2 separate regions of the Homo sapiens genome follow, and region 1 is linked to region 2. The links are chromatin loops, found by intact Hi-C in ENCODE. Cell type or tissue: heart right ventricle. All regions are shown on one strand. Each heading gives the region's core, and the rest is flanking DNA. Links, peaks and the distances in the headings are about the cores only.

Evidence for each region. Peaks named below come from ENCODE experiments on the same cell type or tissue, not always from the same donor. Only the 100,000 strongest peaks of a DNase experiment are listed, where the experiment ranks them.
Region 1: it touches region 2 in a loop (7-fold over the local background); 27 of 110 quality-filtered maps call a loop at or near these places.

What each region holds. Positions count from the first base shown.
Region 1 is chr18:63,991,811-63,997,196 of GRCh38, reverse strand. It overlaps a transcript of SERPINB8 not described here. Among named protein-coding and RNA genes, the nearest start is that of SERPINB8, 24 kb to the right of the region's middle. In heart right ventricle, for the core only: a CTCF peak has its summit at 2,216 (motif pointing right); a DNase peak (open chromatin) is centred at 2,196.
Region 2 is chr18:63,515,666-63,521,051 of GRCh38, reverse strand. It overlaps a transcript of SERPINB12 not described here. Among named protein-coding and RNA genes, the nearest start is that of SERPINB12, 24 kb to the left of the region's middle. In heart right ventricle, for the core only: a CTCF peak has its summit at 2,433 (motif pointing left); a DNase peak (open chromatin) is centred at 2,401.

The sequences.
Region 1 (5,386 bases), core at 212-5,211, 480 kb before region 2:
CAGGACAATAATTGTTTCTCAAAGTGTATGTGCCTTTTGGCTGACTCCCTTTCAGCTGACTCCAGGATCTTATAAGTTGAAAAACCCAACAAGTGTCTGATGTTATTTTTCTACTATGAGCGATAGTAAAGGAACTGAAATGTTGTTGAGACCTGTAAGTCGAATGGCAAATGTGGATCCATGGGGTCCAGGGGAAGGGAGGGTACTTGGATGGCTGTGGTAGCCTGTTGAATGGGCCCCATTGAAACATAGCAGCCTTTTCTAGTAACCTCTTAGTTGGGTCCCATCAAAATCCCCACAAGGGAAATGTGACAGTAACAGTAGATGAATAAGCCCACAAATCACTGGGCATCCTTTTTATTTGCTGGGGCAGAGACAGCCAAAAGCTTGGCAGTCATCTCCTCTAAACGAGATGTTGTGCCACTTGCCCAGATTACAACCAGGAAATTCACTTGGGGTCTCTGTCTGTTAATGGTGTAGTTGGGTTGCTGCGTGAAAGTCATCAGTCCTCAAGCACCTAGTCCTTATTTGGCAATGTCTTTGTTTGGGTTCACAAGGAGGATGTCATCAATAGAGTGCAAGGCTAGTGCTTCCTCCAGGCAAGCAACTCTCCCCAGAGCATAACCTATTCATTGATGGCAGCTATGTGGGGAATTTAGGTCACTTTGTGAAAGGACATTAAAGGTGGATTGCAACCCATTCCACATAAAGGCAAGTTGATCCTGGACTTCTCCGTGTGGGAGGATGCTGAAAAAGGCATTGATGATATCAACTGTCCCATACCAAGTTCCCTCCAGTAGCCTCTGTAAGAATCAAAATGTCAGATACTGCCAATGCAAAGAATGGCACCACAGGCTTGAGCCACCTGTAATAGACAGAGGATCACCAGGTACCTGAGGCCATGTGCGCAGGCCAGACAGAGCTACTGTATGGAGGAACAGTTTCTCAGGAACTTTGCCTCAAGCTTAGCAATTGAAACCAGCCCAATTGTCCCATAAAACTAATATTTATGGTTTATTTTGAAAAAGCATATAAATTAACCCTCATAGTCTTAAAACTCAAGAAAATTACAGTTATCTGAGTTCCTTTCTCAGGAAGCCAACCATCAGTGCTTGCAGATATTATCAAGCAGCTAAAACCCACCAGGTCTACACATCTGGACAATGAGAAACCCGACCCCTCACCCATCATGATGGCCTACGCAACCACCTGCTTCCTGTTGACCAATTCCTCTTCCTTACTTCTCCCTAATTCCTGTTTCCCCACACATGGTTACATTTCTTCCCTGCTATATAAATTCCTAATTTTAGCTGGTCAGGGAGATGGATTTGAGACTTATCTCCCATCTCCTCAGCTGTAGCACCCAATTAAAGTTTTCATTCGTCTTTGCAATACTCATTGTCTCACTGATTGGCTTTCTGTGCAGTGAACAGAAGGACCTAGATGGAATTCCTGATGTTTTAGTGACATAATGACAGCAGTTATTTTTTTCCTCTCTAAAGCAGGTGGGGATACAATGGCCTAGGCGACAGTAATTGGGTACACTCACAGCCTTTCCCATGTCCCACTAAGATGACCCTAAGTGCAGCAATTTCCATCAGGGATTGAGGGTGAAGGCCAGTAGGGGCACATATAGACAATACATCTATACCAAGAACACATGCAGTCATGGGAGCCATAACGTAAAGGCCTCTAGGGGCCCAAAGGTCCCTTCCCAGAGACAGAGCAGGTGGTGGTGGTCTCAGACCCTAAACCAGAGAACATTATCTGTTTCCCCCTCATCCTGGTGCCAGGGATTGTGGGGATCAGAGGTAGCAGTGCACAGATGTTCAGCATGGCCAAGAAGGACATTTCCTCCCACCTCCTCACTGAACTCTGACATTGGCTAGGGCTTCTAGTCATCCCTGGGGACAGAGGGACCTCAGCCTAACCCCTAGTCTTGTTAATTTGTAAAAGTCTAGCTGTCTGGGGAGAGGATCGTGAGGCTCTTCAAGTCATCTCCAGAGTCACTGGGAGGGATGACAACAAGCATAATGCTTGAATCAGTCATAGGGGCTATCACCATGCAAACCCTCGTGAGCTGCCTGCTGGGCCCCCCATGGTCTGGTATCTTGGTGAGGAACTCTTCAGTCTCCTCCTTTGAGAGCCCCTTTATTGAATCATCAGGCTCAGAGAGCAATTTGGGAATGTCATTGCCTAGATCGTCCAGTAGAGGGCGCCGGATAGTCATCTTTGCCTCCCTGCTTCTGCAATCTGTTTTCTTGGAAGCAGCCACTCTTTCCATGCCTTAGGCATTTGTTAAAATAGCTGGATTGTGTCTGGGACGGACTGAGCTGGCCTTATGAGGTTTACCTGGGCTTGATAACCAGCAGTAGTGGCATAAAAATTCTTGAAATCTGAGTCTGGTGAACAGTCTTATCCTCTGCTTCCCCCAGCCCCTCATTGTAGACCCAGAGGACCCCCAGGGTGACTTGCGGGGCTACTATAGCCTCTGCGAAGGGCATCCAGAAGTGTTTTTCAATGGCATGGGTCTTGTTACAGTGTACCAAACCTGCCAGATCTGTCGGAGCCCAAGTAGTACCCAGCTGAGGACCAATGATCCCCCTCGGAACCGAAAAGCTTCTGTAAACAACACATTAGCACACTCTAAGGGTGCCCTGCGGGGTCCACTGGCACCTCCCAGACACCCCGTGGCATGGCTGGCAAGTGTTCTGCGGTACCCTCAGACTCTTGCAGATGAACCACCAGCACCTCTACTGTGCCCTGAAGGACTTTTAGGCTTTTTGTTTTTCCAAAAAGGCATTGTGCTTAATTGACCACTCAGCTCCTTTGTCAAATTGAGAGAGAGAGAGAGAGAGAAAGAGAGAGGGGGCATGTATGTGAGTACTTTCAGGTGTTAAGGTGTTGAATTAGGACAACTAGCCCCACTGAAAGTAACAGTCAAGCTTTTATTTGCTTACTGTGATAAGAAGAGGCTACCCAGGACATGGTGCCATTATTTTCCCCATGGAACAGCACCAGGAAGGGTCAGATGACAAGCAGCAGAGGTGGGAGAATTGTCTCATTGCCTAGAAGTCCCAAACGCAAGGTTCCTGCCATTTTGTGGACCCAGGAGCCAAGGGGAGGGACAGGAGGGATGGGATGGGGGAAGGATGGACTAGAAGTGGAAAAGTACTGAGTGCTGAGCTTGAGTGCAAGAGAGTGTCTTCAAGGCTCCTGATAAGAAAGTCTCTTCAGAGGCTCCTGAACAGTGTCTCAGCGAAGGCCTCTGCTCCCCTCATAAGGAGGGCTCTGAGTGAAGCTGTCTGAGCTCGGAATGTAGAGATGCATAAAGGCATGGCCTGGCTCAAGGGCCTGAGTCCTTGACTGCAGCTCCCACTGGACACTTCAATGCCCTGGCTGTGCACCAAATCTGTGAGCAGGGCAGCTTCCCCCCACCTCCCCCATGCAGCCTGCCTTGTAGTTGCCTATGGTCAGGCCTATGGGATCACATATGGGATTTTGACCTAGAGCTGGACCTGTCAACAATTATAGTTGGACATGTCAACACTCATCTCTCAACAATTGCTAGAACAGGCAGACACAACATTGGTAATTATATAGAAGACCTGAACAACACTATCACCAACTTCATGGAATTCACATTTACAGAGCACTACACCCCAAAACAGCAGAATATACATTCTTTTCAAGTGATCATGGAGCATTTCCTGAGATAGACCATATTTAGGGGCATAAAATAAATCTCAATATCTTAAAAGAATACAAGTCATTAAAAACATGTTATCTGACTATGGTGAGATTCAATTAGAAGTCAATAACATAAAATCTTTGGAAATCATCAAAACTGGAAACTAAAAATTACACTTTCAAATAATTCATGAGTCAAAAAAGAAATCAAAAGGAAAATCAGAATGTATTTTGAACTGAATAAAAATGCAAAGGATATCAAAATTTATTGATGCCACTAAATCAATACTTAGGGAAATTTTTTATGGTGGTAAACACCTATATTAAAAACCAAGAAAAGTTTCAAGTCAATTACCTGTTTCACCTTAAAAAAACTAAAAAAATACCCAAAATGTAGAGAGCCAGCAAAGGGATCATGACCAACTCAGCATTCCACTGGAGGCTATATGATCAAACAGCAAACTGTTTATCATGAATGCAGGATGTGGGTAAACTCACACTGCACCTGCCGCCAAGAGGTTTGCTGAGGGTCATCACTCCCTGGCACCAGGCTCCTTGAAGTTATCTACTGGAAAATCTAGCGCCTATTGTTCAAAGGATGCAGTGTCACAAGCCTGCTGTGAACCAAACGGCCGACTGACAATTACCCGACAATCACCCCCACTTTTTTTGCTATCTCTTTTACCTAATAAATACGGAGGACTGAAAAAGTTTAGGGCCCTTGCCTACTAGAGGCAAGGTGCCCCCGACCCCTTCTTCCAAATATACTCTTTTGTCTTTGTCTTTTATTCCCGCGTTCATCCTACTTTGTTCAGTGCATCAGGGATCGTGGTCGGTTACATCAAAAAGTGAAAAAATTAAATGTGAAGTAATCAGAAAAAGGAAATAATAAAGATCAGAGCAGAAATCAATGTTGTGGACAGAAAAACAATAGTGAAAATCAATGAAACCAAAAGCTGGTTCTGAGAAACAGCAATAAAATTTATCAACACCTAGTCATACTGATCAGAAAAGAGAAAAAGGCACAAGCTACTAATCTCAGAAATGAGAGCGATGGTATTACTACAGATTTTACAGCTATTAAAAGAAAAATAAGAGACTATTATAAACAACTTTACAACAGTAAATTTGATGACTAGAAAATGAACAAATTCCTTGAAAGACACAAGCTACCAAAGCTAACTCAAGAAGAAATATGTAATTTGAATAGTTCACTATCTATTAATGAAAATAGAGTTGCAATATAAAGCCACTCCAGTCTCGGATGGTTTCACCAAACATTAAAGGAAGAAATAATACCAATTATACAACATCTGTTCCAGAAAATTGCAAAGGTAGGTATGTTTCTCAACTCATTCTTTGAGACCAGAATTACCTAAAACCAAAGTGAGACAAAGATATTACAAAATAGGAATAGTACAGACTAATGTCTCTCATGAATGGAGATGAGCAATTCTAAAAATATTTTAACAAATTGCATCCAATACTAGACAAAATAGGAAATACATCATGACCAAGTGGAGTTTCTCCCAGTAACGCAAGATTGTTTCAACATTCAAAAATTAATCCCAATATTAACAAAACCATATGATCATCTAAAAGAAACAAAAAAGCATTTGACAGAATCCAACATCTATTCCTGATATAAACACAACAAACTACGAATAAAAGAGACCTTCTTCACCTGTTAAAGGGC
Region 2 (5,386 bases), core at 179-5,178:
TGCCACCCTTGGTATTGATTCTTGTAGCCAAGGATAATTAATTCAAAACAACTTATGTAATCCTCCTTATTTTACCTTTAAAAATTTCTCCTTGCCTCAACCTCTTTGAATACACACAGTTAGTTTACTATGATGCACATATTCCTATTGCAAGGCTACTGCGAAATAAATATCATTTTCTTTTGGAGAGTTTCCCTCTCTATGTGTTACTTAGTTTGACACCTTCTATTTGTCTTGTAGAATGGCCTCACCATCTGTTTATTCACTTCAGCTTAAAATGTTAGTTGTTGATTTCTCCTGTTTACCCACCCCTACCCACAACTGGGCTTCAAGATGCTTAGCTTCTACCTATCAAACTTCTCTACATTTTCTCCTCTGTGGTCTGGTTTTTCTACCACTGTCCTGGTTTATGCCTTCATTACTTTTATTCTATATCAGAGTCAACAGCCTCTGATCAGCTTTTCTTTCTCCTACTGAGTCCCCCAATTTCATTCAGTCTGTCTCCCCCTTGCAAGGACACCTGTTGACTCCTCAGCCAGCATGAAGGACAATCTCCTGGGGGTGGATGTCCAGCCTCTCCCCACCATGCATCTGTGACTCATTCTCCACTGACACATGCATTTCAGCTACACAGCCTCTTCTAGGCTCCCAAACACACCTTGCCCTTTCACTGTTCTTGCTTTTCCTTTCCTAGAAATAGCTTCCACCCCACCCTTAACCTGCCTGAGAAATCGTCATCATCCTCTAGGGCTGGGCAGAAGCATGGCTCCTGCCACCATTGTCCCGTCCTGGTAACACTTGTTCTCTGTGTGCTCCACAATTAAGGCATTACCAAGCCTGCACTGGGTGTGAGGCCATGCCCTGCTTATAGGGAGTAGGCCCAACCGAAAGGAAAAGGTTACTCATGGAACCTGTCTCTGAGGAAGAGCAAGAGCCTCACACCTGAAAACAGAGCTGAGGGTGAAGGCCCTGGTTTGGACTACAGAAGATTCCCAGGGGCAAAGGGACAGATTCCTGATGAGCGCGTTTCACATGGGGTACCTGTTCTAGAGATAGGCAGGGAGCTAAGAAGCAGGCACCAAGACAGGGCATCCATGACAATGAGCCAGCCCCACGGGGCTGAGTTTCCCAACACAGGATCCTTGGAAACTGCCTCAGAATCACCCGTGATGCTTATTTCAAAATACTCATTCTCGAGCCTACCTTAGATAATAAGTCAGAACCTATAGAGATGGGACCGTGGAATCTGCATTTTAACAAAATTCTCAGGAGATGCTGAGACATATGAAATTTTTAGGACTCCTAGAATGAGGGATGAGGCATCTCGTGACAACAAGAAACACATGGCAAAGTTACCAACTCCCAGCCTTCAGGGCTGGATTCCACCCAGAAGACCTAGTTCCCTAACATGAAAGAGGCTCATGATTTTCAACAGTTAATTGCAATAATGCACCAAATGGTACTGGAATCTAGGAAACCAAGCTAGGAGGGCAGTCCATTGGTATATCAGACTGAGAGGGACAGAAGGGGCGGAGTTGAGGCAGAAGCAAAGAACAATTAGCGAAAGTTCAAGAAACAAAGTGAGGATCAAAGTACCAGTCCCTACCTTACAGGGTTTTTGTGCTACACATAAATGTGGTTGTGTATATCAAGCATCTAGCACATGGCTGGTACAGAGTAGATCCACAGCAGATCTCAGCTGCCCTGGGATTCATTCCACTGATTTTTCCTTTTATAAGCACTTTGCAGAGCCACTGTTGAAGGTCTTAAGGAAGCTAAACTAGGGTGGTCCCTGTCTCCCGGCCCCACACACCTGGTGCTCACAGAGCCACATCAGGTAAGTTGGGGCTGAGTCCCCGGGTCTTACCTGTGGACGGATGCTCATACGGGTAGAAGTGCTTTTGGGCAGTGCCTTGCTTGCTCCTACTCACCAAGACCCAGTACCACCAGACTCTATGAGCCTCGTATTTCAGTGTCCCCACCCTGAACTGTGAGTGGTAAATCATAGTCACGCCGGGTGCAACGTGAGTTCTAGAAAGACGGAAAGTAAAGTTTCAATTAAGCAAGATGAATAGATTCTAGAGATCTGCTGTTCAACGCTGTAATAATATATTGTTATTATTATTACAGCTGATAATAATATATTGTTGTACACTGAAAATTAGTTAGGAAGTTACACCTCATATTAACCGTTCTTACCATAAACAAATTTTTTAAGCTTGGGGAGGTGGCCTAGAATGAAACGTTAAGGAATGTTGCAGAGTGTCTTGGTGGCAAGGAGAAGAAAGCACTTCAACAACGTCCCCATAGCAGCAGGGGCAGAAGGTCTAAGGCAGGGCGGGAGTTCACAGACCTTAAAGAAAAGCTGTAGCAACTGACCGTTCCAGGCCCTGAGCAGCACTGTTATAATGTGACGGACAGCGCCATCTAGTGGAAGAGAAAATGAACAGAAGTGACCGATTCTCTTAAAGGTTGATGATAACATTGCGTTTGAGTCGGAAGGCACCTTAACAGTTAATATTTTACAGAGGAAACATAGAGACTAAGTTTGATTTCCCCACAGATTAAGCCAGTTCTCAAGTGACAGAGCTGTTTCCTTCTCAGCCCTGACATCCACCCAGACAAAGAAGCAAACTCTATGGTGTCAGGGTCGAGACAACAACCAGAAAAAACTTCATACCTAGCAAAAATAACACCTCTCCTGAGGCCAATGGAGATGAAGAAAACCTGAAAAGCTCCTTTCTGGAGAGCATTTTTACTATTCCGCCCTGTTATATAGAGAGCGCGACCATATAATTATTCTTCCACACCAGGACAATTCTGAAAGGGAAAAGGGCATCAAAAATAATTACAGTTATAGAGCTAAAGTTGCATAGATAGATGAAATCTGAATTGACAGCTGCTTTTATTTTACCGGCGGACCTTTAAAATCGTTCTATACAAAAAAAAAAGTTTTCAAAACTAAAATTCTCTTTTTTTTTTTTTGAGACAGAGTCTCGCTCTGTTGCCCAGGCTGGAGTACAGTGGGGCAATCTCAGCTCACTGCAACCTCCACCTCCCGGTTCAAGCGATTCTCCTGCCTCAGCCTCCCGAGTAGTTGGGATTACGGGTGTGCACCACAACGCCTGGCTAATTTTTGTATTGTTAGTACAGACGCGGTTTCTCCATGTTGGCCAGGCTGGTCTCAAACTCCTGACCTCAGGTTATCCGCCCACCTAGGCCTCCCAAAGTGCTAGGATTACAGGCGTGAGCCACCGCGCCCGGCCCTAATAAAATTCTCTTTTAAAATAGCATGTGTCTAGCTAGGCGCACTGTTTCACGCCTGTAATCCTAGCACTTTGGGAGCCTGAGGCCGGTGGATCACCTGAGGTCAGCAGTTCGAGACCAGCCTGGCCAACATGGTGAAATCCTGTCTCTACTAAAAATACAAAAATTAGCCGGGCATGGTGGCATGCACCTGTAATCCCAGCTACTCAGCAGGCTGAGAGAGGAGAATCGTCTGAACCCGGGAGAAGAAGGTTGCAGTGAGCTGAGATCGCCCACTGCACTCCAGCCCCATCTCAAAAAATAATAATAATTAATTAATTAAAAATAAAATAAAATAGCATGTATCTGTACACACTAAGCAAAATGTGAAAAAACTTTTTGTTATCTCAGTGTGAAAAAAACACAAACAAACAAAATCATTATTCTTGTATAATCTCAGGTATTTTAGAAATCCTGGTCTCCAAAGCTGTCACTACAATTTTTCCGAAGAATTTAGTTTCTCAATGTGCTGTATTATTTTTAATTCTTTTATAAAATTGCCAGAAATCTTCTTCAAAGCTCATTTTATGATTAACGAAATTGGGGTTGTTAGAAGATAGTCTTTCAGTAGATGCTGAAATACCTGCTAAGCTCAGAGCAAATTCTACATAAGGGATATTGTTGATTAAAACTTTTCCATAATTTAATTCTTAAATAATCCAGCTCTAATATTGTCACAGCTATGGTTTCTTTGCCTCTATTCAGAGAAAATGTTTTCAAAAAGCCGGAACTTGTCAAATAAGTTATCTGTTTATGATTATTTTGAACATTTCACCAAGTTTAGAAAGTGCAAAATTGAGGACCTTGGTTTCATTCTGTACTGGTAAAAAATACATATATATATGAAGTTGTCTAATTAAAAGTACAAATCCTATCAAAAGATCCCTCCCACGAGTTGAAATATTCCAAAATGCAATTATAGAATTTCAAAATTAAACATCACACACGTTTGAACTCTTATTCTTAAATTTGTTCAGCTCCCTCTTTCTTTCTTTGGTGATTAATTTATATGGCGTCCTGTCTGCAGGCTTTGTTTTTGATAATTTTAATTAGCTAAAAGCAGCAAAAGCTGAGGTTTTCTTATGCTCTGTTTCATAAATGCTTTGTGTAGACACTTCCAACTGATTTTGAGGGGAAATGCAATGAAAAGGTAAATGATTGGTTTACTAAAAACAACAAAACTTTAATACTAATATGGGACATGAGTTGATTCATAATATAGTTTTTCAAAGATTCCGACACTTCTAAAACCCAACTGATGAAGGCTTCACAAAAAACTGCAATTATTCTGTACATACATTTAAAAACTTGTACAGAGGACCCTAGAGATTAGTAAGGGATGGAGGGGAGATAGAGATTTGTTAAAAAATACAAAATTACAGTGTTCTATAGCACTGTGGGGTGACTTCAGTTAATAATAATATAGTACAGGCCTTCTAATAGCTAGGTGTATATTGAGTGTTCCCAACACAAAGCAATGATAAATATTTGAGATGGTGGATATGCTAATTACCCTGATCTGATTACTACACATAATATGTATCAAAACATCACGCTATACCCCATAAATATATACAATTGTTATATGTCAATGTAAAAAATTAAAGGAAAAACAATTTCTAAAATAAATAAATGTTCATACATTTTTACAACTGTAACCTCTATTTTTGTAAAATAACAGTGTATTTGGACACAATTATGAATTTTATGAGCCCTACAACCAATTCCAAGTTTATTGCTGACTTAGGGGATTTTTTTAATTTAGAAAAGAAAATGTGTTCATTATAACAGTGACATTGTTTTCCTTTTGTAGAGAAACAAATGATGAAAAATAAATGCATATTTTTGAAAAGTGGAAAAAAAACACTGACATTACCAAAATTTCTATTTATGTTATCACTATAGAAATAAGTATTATCTTCAATTATGAACCTTTAAATTTACAATTAAATTCGTAATAGTGTCAGATGTTTCTCATTTAATAGACAAATATTCCAGAAGTTTTGTAAATCCCACAAAAGAAAATTGGAACCATTATTTAAATTAACATAAATAATTTTCTATTGGCAACAGCTCATGA